2 separate regions of the Homo sapiens genome follow, and region 1 is linked to region 2. Evidence: read pairs that join two places in POLR2A ChIA-PET (ENCODE). Cell type or tissue: IMR-90. All regions are shown on one strand. Links, peaks and the distances in the headings refer to the core of each region. The heading gives the core; the rest is flanking DNA. Region 1 has its middle 6.3 kb from the start of FBXL5. Region 2 overlaps CC2D2A (coiled-coil and C2 domain containing 2A).

Region 1 (5,387 bases), core at 247-5,246, 86 kb before region 2:
TTGGTGCAAGGATTGAAATGAGAAGCTGAAAGCAGGGAAACCAGTAGTTCAAGGAGAAGGTAAGTAGGGCCCATACTAGGTCTGTATTAGTGTAAGCAGAGAAGGGATGAATTAGAGATGTTTGAGAGGACTATGTGTCTTATTAAGATACTGAGTGATGGAAAAATGAAAGCTTTTAAGATAACTCCAAAATCTCTAGAAGCAGTATTGTGTGTTACCTAAAAAGATAGAAGCTCTGAAGCCAGACTGCCTAAGTTTGAATCTTGGCTCTGCTATTTCTTAATGGGGTAGTCTTGGGCAAATTATGTAGCTTCTTTAAGTTTTTCATCTGAAAAATCAGGATAAGAGTGCCTACAATTCATGCAGTCATTCTGTGAATATAAATACTCTAAAACCAAAAAGTCTTTAGATTGGTGACTTGCACTCAGGTTTGTTTGCTGTCATTATATTAGCCAGGGTAAGTCAATGAACAGTGATGAAAATGAGATGAGAATACAGAAACCTTGGCAAACTCAGAGGACAGAAAATGGTGAGTTCACTTTTGGACTTACTGAATCTGTAGCTTCTGGCAAATGATAGTCACCTAGTGTTTGTTGAGTAGTGACAGAAATAAGCAGATTTTTCTTTAAAAAAAAATTATGTGACAGGTACTGTTGTGAGCTCTTTGACTATATAATCTCATTTAATCTCCACCACAGTCCACTAGAATAGGTAGTAGTATTTCCATTTCACAGATGAGTGAGCAGAATAGTGAACAGTTTTGTGGCTTAACGGTAGTAGCAAAGTCCTCATTCCCAGAAGGCAAAAGAGGTTCTGTTTTACCCTGCTGGTAGTAAGTAAGAAAGTGGACCAGCTGAGATTTGAACCCAGACAATCAGTCCAACTCCAGTGTGCTGAATGAACCACTACAACAGGTCAAACCATTTTGAAACCTCTGGCCCCTAATATCTTAATAGAGATACTGAGACTAGAGTCTATTATGGTATCCTATTTCATACAGTGTTAGGTGTCTAATAATAAAGATACCTATCATTTATTGAATGGCTACTATGTCCCATGCAGTGGAGTACTTAGTGTATTGTTAGTTTTTCAATAATGAATGACTATTATCAATGTATAATATTACCCCTATCTTTGGAGAGGAATATCATACAAATATTATGGTATATATAAAGGAAAGGATATCATTTCTAGGAATTTTCAGTAAAAGACTGGCAAGAATAAACATATGTAAACTTGTAATTCTTCACAAATAATAGCATTCCTTTTATTTTGACCCATCTTAAAGCTACCCAAATTAGAAAGTTACATTTGGTAAATATTTTACAACCATTTCTTATTTACTCATTGCTTACCCTGCACACTAGGTCAATATGCTCTATTGTTTTATGGGTCAGTTATTCAGTGACAGAAAGATTATTCTGACAAAGATCTGGTAGTAACAATTGTGCACACTGAACATTTTTTAAAATCTGGGAATAATGTTTAGCCACAAACTTGTTCACTATTCTGCTGTTCCTTGTCAGCAACAAGAACACCTTTGCAAAGACAAAAAAAAATTACATCTTACTATAGTATCAGCTACCTAGGAGTAGATTACATAAAGATAATGGATTGAATGGATTGATTCAATTTTAACTACCTCTAGAATGATATTGAAAAAAACAATTTTTATCCTTCACCATTTCTGGGCTGGGAATGGTGACGAGAGGCTCACTTGAATTATCCAAGTAGAGCTTTTTTATTACCAGTGATTTCTAAGCTTGACCTTTTCAAGGAACAATGCATATCTGATGATCTCTTGGGATAGTCTCATTATTTAATGTATATAGCAATATTAAAAGATAGTATTGAATGCTTAATATGCCAGGTACTGTGAAAGCCTATTACACTTATTCCGTTAATCTTTACAACAACACTATGAAGTATATTTTACTCTTTTTCATAGTTTATTAAGTGAGGACCTAGAAACTCAGAATAGATGATTTGCCCTGGGTCACACAAGTGCCACCACCTTTGAACTTAAATATGAAGACTACCCTCTAGAGTTGGTAGAGCCGTGGAAGGAGCCTATGCCCCTAAATAAAGTAGAGCTGTCAAACCAGTTCTGGACCACGTTTAGCCAGCTTCAAAGATGGCCCTCAATTAATCCCTTCGTTTATTAGGTACACCATTGTGTAAGCAATCCCCTCCCACACTGTACTGGGGTTGTTCTGTATGACCAGTAGCATAGGCATGAGTGATGGGATGTCTCTTCTGAGATTATGTTATAAAAGACTGACTTATTTTGGGTTTGAAATCATTTGCTCTCTCTCTTTATTGGCCCTCACCTTGAGGAAAGCAAGCTACCATATTATAAGTAACTCCATAGAGAGTACCATGTGGTGAGGACCTGAGGTCCTTATTCTAACAGCCTATGAGGATGTGAGGCCTCTCAACAGCCACCTGAGAGAACCTGAAAGCAGATCCTTCAGTCCTAGGTTATGTCATCGGATGATCGCAGCTTTAGCTGCCAATCTGACTGCAGCCACATGAGAAAACCTGATCTAGAACCACCCCATAAGCCACTCTGTAATTCCTGATCCTTAAAAACTGAAATAATAAAGCCATTTAAGTTTTAAAGGGTGCTTAAGCCATTCAAGTTTTGGGTTAATCTTAAGCAACAACAGATAACTAATACATGAGAAAAAGAGAAAAAAAAGACCCCATCTTGCTTAAGGCACTGTTATTTTCTATTTTCTGTCACTTACAACTAAATGTGACAAGTCCCTTCTCCAGTTAATTTGTAGAATTAACCTAAAGAAACAGCTTTGAAATACTATTCCTAAGGTTCCCAAACACTGAAAATTGGCAGAGACCAAAGAGAACATCATGACCAATCTGCTCATTTTACAGGTAAAATAGCTAACATTTAGTGCTTCCCATGCCAGGCTCTGCTAAATTCCATAAAACACTTAGTTCTCAGGATACTCTGGAGACTCACTATCCCTTTACAGATGAGAATACTGGTTCCACACTCCAACCCATTTTGCTTTACTGTCTCTTCACTGTAAAAGAACACTTTTAAAACAGTGCAATTACAAGCACATGCCAAAGTTTTGTTACAACCTTGCACACAGGGGAAACACCTATAGTAGTCCAAAGAATCACCTTGGTAGAGACATTTTAGGGAAAGTGAATGGAACTAATCACAGTTAAATTGGTTACACAAATAAAATAATGATTCGTTAAAGGTTACCTAACTTTTTTTTTTTTTTGAAATGGAGCCTTGCTCTGTCACCCAGGCTGGAGTGCAGTGGCTCAAACTAGGCTCACTGCAACCTCCTTCTCTCAGGTTTAAGTGATTCTCCTGCCTCAGCCTTTCCAGTAGCTGGTACTACAGGCGTGTGCCACCATGCCCGGCTAATTTTTGTATTTTTAGTAGAGATGGAGTTTCGCCATGTTGCCCAGGTTGGTTTCAAACTCCTGACCTGAAGTGATCCGCCCACCTCGGCCTCCCAGTGTTGGGATTACAGGCGTGAGCCACCGTGCTGGGCCACCTAACTCTAGACTGACTTATCTGGATGACTGGTGACAGATTTCCCTTAACAAGTCAGCCTGGGAGAGTCCTTTTTACACATGTTGTAGATTAATTAATATGTATTAATAATCTAGCACCTTTTATCACTCAAAAGTGTCCCAGACCAAGTCTTTACAGTCGAGGAAATGAAGGCTCCAGAATGGCCAAGTGATTTGCCCTAGATCTTGTGGGTAGGTAGGTAGTGAGAAGTGGGATTAGAATTCAAATCAATGTTTCGTGTATTAGCCAGGCTATTGGTCAGTGAACACAAATAAGATGTATACATGACATCTCTATTTCTAGGTAGCTCTCAGCATTTAAATTTTTTAGGAGGTGTCTTGTGTAATTGGGGATTTTTTGGTACTCTGTTTTGAGTTTTTAAAACAATGTCGGGGCTGGGTGCGGCGGCTCATGCCTGTAATCCCAGTGCTTTGGGAGGCCATGTGGGAGGATTGCTTGAAGCTAGGAGTTCAAGATCAGCCTAGGCAACATCATGAGACTGCACCTCTACAAAAAATAAAAATAAAAAATTAGCCTGGTGTGGTGGCACGGGCCTGTAGTCTTAGCTATTCTGCAGCTGAGAAAGGAGGATCATTTGAGCCTAGGAGTTTGAGGCTGCAGTAAGCTATGTTTGTGCCACTGCACTCCAGCCTGGGTGACAGAGTGAAACCCTCTTTAAAAAAAAAAAAAAATGTCAGGGGTAGGGAGGAAGGAAACAGAACTGATACTTTCCTAATACTTTTTTTTCCCCTCTCTGTAGGCAGGGATTAAGCAACTGCCTGCCAGATTTCATCACTACAATGAATGTAACTCTGACACTTTACAGGAACTTATCATTTCTTTCCATTCCAGAAACTTGTGATACTTTCTCACTACATGGTGCAAACAGCTGAGTCAAGTTGTCCCTGAGAGTAGCCACCTTTCCCTCAGGCCATACACATGGAACCATTCTTTCTCCCTACAAGTCAGCCCATAATAGAGCCTCTGGTTGAAAATCAAGATTTTGGTGTTCACTTGGCAATATTTACTAAGAGGTAAATGACGCAAGGTAGGTGACATAAAGGTATATTTGGGAAATGGAAGGCTCTTCTCTGTCTGAAAATTTTGCAAGGAAACTTTATGGACCACTATACACATTATATCTCCAGATTTAAAATGAAAGAGACTATGATTTTAGTATTATCTAAACTTCTCTTCAAAAGGAGATCTAAGGAATGGGACTACTCTATATTTGGACAGTTAACGTAGTTTGCGGTGCAGCTCACATTCTCCTGGTAGAAGGAATTAGAAATCTGAGTAAAGAGATTCCCAGAACTGAATCTTACCCAGTACCCAGTTTAGGAATCAATTTTTGCTTATGAGGTCAAAATGAGAACCCTTTAAAGGAGGGTAACAATTGTTGAAATTAGGACTTTAAATATAGCTTGTTTGGATTAGTTTTTCTTAAAAACCATATATGTATATTACTGAATAACAGGAGTATTTTGGTTTGTAAAAACTTTTCAAATTCTCATTCATGCAGCAAGAAATATTTTATGCCTACTATGTATGCCTACTACTTGTTCAGGGAATGTAGATAAACATTATTACATAATGTCAGGTACTTAAAACTGCTAAGAAATTAATTATTTTACTGGGTACCCTTCCATTTATGACATTCTTCTGATTTTTTGTCATTAAATATATTATTTAGTTAAAGCACAGGAGGGACTGAAATTAATGAGGAAGAAACATTGATCACTGCAGCTGATTAAGGATGGGGTGGATAGTATGAAACTGAGTTTAAAAGCTGGGAAATTCCAAGAACAGTAATCAGGATTTATTCAAC
Region 2 (5,387 bases), core at 277-5,276:
AAGTGAAAGAGGTAAGCTCATACAGCTTTGGTGTAGGTGTATCACAGATTTCTAATGTAGAATGGTCAGTCCAGGAGTAATTGTAATTGTGGAAAAATGGAGAATTATAAAACAAGAATGATGTGCAAAAAAGGACACAGTTGAATTCATCTGTGTTCCTCTAAACTATTTCATTTACTCATTCATCCAAGTTTTGAAAAATGTTGGGAGTCTGAAAAATTCCAGGCACTCTGGATAAATGAGTATGGAAGAATCCTCCAAAAGAACTTTTAGTCTACAGGGGAACATTAATAAGCAATCAGGGACTTGAGACCTACAGTGCTGTGGGAGCATGTAAGAGAGGCAGCTATAGGCACTGTCCAAAAGAACAACAACAATCTTGAATCAGTACTGATTATTGGCCTTCCAAGTTAAAAAAAAAAAAGTGTGTCTAAAGCTTTTTCTACCACTTTCATTGGAATGTTCTGTTGAGTCACTTGCCTCTATAAGCAGTCCTTCTTGAGGCCTGTGTTTGAATATTCCTTATGTACACCTAGCATACACATGGTAAGCATTTAGTCTTTAATACTTGTCTAGGCCACCAAGATGCCATTTTATGGTGTGAAACAGGAATTTAAGGATTAGTAGTATGCTATGTTAGTGATCTAAGAAGTGCCAAGGAGAAGTTAAATACTGAAAGAATTTGGGTCACTTATGATGAAACAAATTAAGGTGGAGCTGACAAATTTCAGTTTGATTCAACAGAAAATTTGAAAGGTTCTTGACTGGCTCAATTCTTTGGCCTCTAATGTAAACATTTATAAAAAACTGAATGGGTGTATGTTGCCTTTGAAAAGCTACACTGGCCAGGTGCAGTGGCTCACACCTGTAATCTCAGCACTTTGGGAGGCTGACGCCGGAGGATCACTTGAGCCCAGGAGTTTGAAAGCAGCCTGGTCAACAAAAGGAGACCTCAACTCTACAAAAAAAATAAACAAAATTAGCTGTGCCTAGTGGCACATGCCTGTGGTCCCAGTACTTGGGAGGCTGAGGTAGGAGCATCACTTGGGCTGAAGAGGTCGAGGCTGCAGCAAGCTGTGATGGCACCACTGCACTCCAGCTAGGTGACAGAGCAAGACCCTCTCTCAAAAACAAAAAACAACAACAAAAAAGAAAAGCTGTACTGAGACAGCCCCAACCCACCAGAAATAACTTTCAGAGATACACTGTAAGAAGCAGCTCGTGGGTTTTATAGATTTGCAAAGAGTAGAGCTAGCTCCCAGTATGCAGGTGACATTCAGACTGATGACTTCTTAGATTCAAAGCTAACTAACAGTCTTTCTGGTAAAATGAAATGGGCCAAAAGATAAGGCAGGACATTCCTCATGGAACTGGAGACATCTGTAATTCAATGCCCAGGCATTACACATACGTTAGGACATAACACCTGTCCCTCAGGTGGCAGTGGACAGAAGCAGCTAATTAAAGCCTAATAACTATTGACCAATAAAATAGTAAAACAAAATACTTAGTACCTTCTTAAGCATGTTACTCATCTATCAGAGGCAAGAAAGAAAGAAAGAAAAAGAAACAAGAGGCAGGCTTTAGTAACAGAGATAATCTTTAAAAAAACATTTTTAACAAGATCATGTAAGTGATATTAAAATAAGAGTTTCAGGAGTTTCTACCCATCTTTAAAAATTTTCCATTGGTAAATATGTTTAAAACATCCTATGGAATGGTTCCATATGGCATGGTGGTAGAGGAGAGACTCTAATCTGCTAATCCAGGAAGTATTGCTGTAAGTGGAAAAACAATTCCAGGTTGTTGACCCTATAATTTTAGGATGAGACCTTCTCTTTCCTGAATTGTCTGCAAGTGAATCACTGAGCAGTGTTTTCTGCCACTGCCTCTTTTGGACATAAGGGTTCTGTCAATCAACATGCCTTCCTTATCAAACAGCCACAAAGAATCTGCCTTCCATAGGGGTTTTTTAAGCCCTCATTTTAGAGGTCTAAGATAAATGCTTTCTACAGCCACAGTGCGGTAGTGACCTGCCACCAAAGGCAGAATCTGACTGCCATTTAATAGCTTTAGGGAAGGAAGGCTGCAGGACTTGAGGACTGTGGTTCAGAGCCCTGGAGGCCTCTTTAAAGTCCTGCAGTAAGAAGTCAGGGCCCGTGAGGGATGCCTAGTGTGGAGGAGTCTTGGGCTTTCATCCTTTCTGCCAGGATAGACTGCTTTCACGTGTTTTAGAAACACACCCCCAAGGTGGGGTCCTAGCTGACTGCCTGTTCTTCTGTTACATATACATAGAAACAGCAAAATCATCTTTTGTCTGGAAGTATTTTTGTGTGTAAACATGTTTATTGGCGTTCATTTGAATTTATATTATACATGAAGACAAACATTCAGAATATATTTTCCCTTTCTAAAATATTTTGAAATGCATATATCTAGAGAAGCACTGTTTTACTGACAAAATATACAATTAATTTAAATTTCAGTGCATTGCAGATGGGAGATAGTGATGATATTTTTCTCTGGGAACCAAATTGTAATACTGGAAAAAAAGGAGTATGTTTGTTTTTTTCCATCTCTATCTAAGTCTTAATTATAATGGATAGACTAGAGTAAGCACAATAATCTGTGCACTATAGGTTAGTAGTTAACAACTTACGCTTACATGTGAATGTAAGCTTGGAGGAATTTTTATTTGCTTTTCTAGCCTACTGTACTCCCAGTGCCTAAGAAATGTCTGTCACACAGAAGATGTGCAGTAAATATATGCTGAATATGTACAGTTTAGAGTCAGACAGACATGTGTTACCTCTGCCTATGTCACCCTGCATAAATTGAAGCTTATTTTCCTCTTCTGTAAGTTGGAGACCCCTTGTCCAAGACACCTATGCATATTCAGGTCAGAACATGCATCCAAGGTTTGACATAGTGCTAAGGACAGAGTACGGATTCAGTACATCATGGTGGTTGTTGTTGATGTTATTACTGTATTTGTTTACATATGAATAAGAGGTCACCATCAATATATTCTCCCAAATCCAATGAGGGCAGTATGTATAAATGCTATACAACTATGTTACAGGAAGACATTTATTTCTTAACACATTTATGCCTGAGGTTGCAATTTTTTGAATTTTTGCAATCAGACCTTGGAAATGACCTTGAGAGGTAGGATATAAATAACTCCCACATGCGTAGCGTTCCAGTAATGGAACACTAGGCATAAATAGGTTTAATGAAGGTTCAGGGACAGTTGCTAACCAGTGAAAGTTCTGGAAACTCTTTTCTAGAGCTGTTTAAAAGCATACTTGTACATATATTTATTTCATGAAATGAATTGAGGTGACTCATGAAGGTCATCTAGTCTTATGATCCTATGAATTGATTCAATGCATACCATAGCCAAGGATGTAAGATCAGACATGGAAATGTATTCTTGCCAATACTTGTCAAATAAAAGAGCAATCTGATATTCTAGTTTGTGATATTTCATTTTCTTCACATTGAGAACATTCTTCTAGAAGTAGAGCATGTTTATATTTGTCTTGCTTTGACTAAAAGTCTTAAGTTTTAGGCAAAGCAAGATAAATATAAACATATTGCTGATTGACCCGATTACTGGTTCAGTGAAAGTACAAACCCACACATCTGTTTTCTCACCACCATTCTATCTAAACTGAAAGAATAATAAATGGAGATTGAAGTAAGGAAGGCTCTGTTTGTGTAGGAAAAAGTTCATAAAAGTATAGCCTAGCAAGCATTTCTTGTGTTTTATCAACATAGACATGGGTTTCCAAACTATAAGTAGTTACCTTTTCTCGAATGGACTCTCCAGGAACCAGCTGGGGCTCAATGGTAATAAAGAGGGTAATGTAGGAGCCTTCACTTAAGCTTCGGACAGAATCAAAACCCCGCTCAAGAATCATATTTCGCTCCTTACTGTAGCCCAGAAGAACTGGGGGAATATCTATTTTAAATGTTCCATCAATCTGTGAAGAAAATATGACTTGGTAAACATCCTGATGCTTTTTCCAACAGAAGTTGAGAGGCAAGTGTCAACTCCTCATTGTTTAATAAATTGAACCAAAATTGCTCAGACTGGCATTCAAAGCCAATCCCATCTTTCTAATCTCATCTCTCTAAGCACTCGCCAGAAAGGGCTCTGTACTTCCTTGCCTTCTTTTCATTGTTTAGCAGAGGGTGTACTGAATATACAATTTGCTTAGGTTCAAGTCTTGGTTTAAACGCAGTTTTGGGTTCAAAACTTGGTTTACAAATGAGGAATCTGAGGCTTCCTCATTAGTAAAAAGAGACAATAATAGTATCTACTTTGTGGGGTTGTTATGAGTAGTGAATGAATAGATATAAAACACTAAGAAAAATGTCCAGCATATGGTAAGCAATCAATAAATATTGGCTACTGGCCATTCCCCATTTCTAGAATGCCCAACTTCCCATCTCCATTTTTCAGAATTTTAATTATATTCCAAAGCTTAGATCAAATGTTATCTAAGGATACAGGAAAACAAGAGTATAAAAACGATGGCAGGCCAGGCACAGTGGCTCACGCCAGATATCCCAGCACTTTGGGAGGCCGAGGCAGGTAGAGCACTTGAGGTCAGGAGTTTGAGACAAGCCTGGCCAACAAGGTGAAACTCCATCTTTACCAAAAATACAAAAATTAGCCAGGTGTGGTGGCACACGCCTGTGGTCCCAGCTACTTGGGAGGCTGACACAGGACAATCGCTTGAACCTGGGAGGTGGAGGTTGCAGTGAGCCGAGATGGCGCCACTGCACTCCAGCCTGGATGACAGAACCAGACTCTGTCTCAAAAACGAAAACAAAAAACTATGGCATGGAAAGTACAGCTGAAATAACCGAGCTTGTTTATTCTGTAAAATAGATGACACAGGAAGGAATGTGTGCCATTTTTGAAGATTTGAAGTATAAGGATTTAAGACAGGGTTTCTCAGCTTGGGCACTATGGTGGTTAAGTATCGATTGGACTGAAGGATACAAAGTATTGTTCCTGGGTGTGTCTGTGAGTGTGCTGCCAAGGGAGATTAACATTTGAGTCAGTGGACTGGGTGGGCACCATCTGATCAGCTGCCAGCATGGCTAGGAGAAGAGCAGGCAGAAGAATGTGGAAGGACTAGACTGGCTGAGTCTTCCCCCCTTCATCTTTCTCCCATGCTGGATGCTTCCTGCCCTCAAACATTAGACTCCAAGTTCTTCAGTTTTTGGACTCTTGGACTTACACCAGTAGTTTGCTAGGGGATCTAGGGCCTTCAGCCCAGACTGAAGGCTGCACTGTCAGCTTCCCTACTTTTGAGGTTTTGGGACTCGGATTGGCTTCCTTGCTCCTCAGCTTGCAGATGGCCTGTTGT

The links. Peaks named below come from ENCODE experiments on the same cell type or tissue, not always from the same donor. Only the 100,000 strongest peaks of a DNase experiment are listed, where the experiment ranks them.
Region 1: POLR2A ChIA-PET joins it to region 2 with 6 read pairs; 2 of 35 experiments call an interaction of 5 or more read pairs at or near these places.

Annotation. Positions count from the first base shown.
Region 1 is chr4:15,658,947-15,664,333 of GRCh38, reverse strand. It overlaps a transcript of FBXL5 not described here and a transcript of FAM200B not described here. Among named protein-coding and RNA genes, the nearest start is that of FBXL5, 6.3 kb to the right of the region's middle. In IMR-90, for the core only: no CTCF peak of the experiment used is centred there; no DNase peak of the experiment used is centred there; H3K27ac peaks cover 304 bases.
Region 2 is chr4:15,572,752-15,578,138 of GRCh38, reverse strand. CC2D2A (coiled-coil and C2 domain containing 2A) reads right to left here. Exons shown (of 37, transcript NM_001378615.1): 29 at 3,813-3,989. Among named protein-coding and RNA genes, the nearest start is that of FBXL5, 80 kb to the left of the region's middle. In IMR-90, for the core only: no CTCF peak of the experiment used is centred there; a DNase peak (open chromatin) is centred at 448.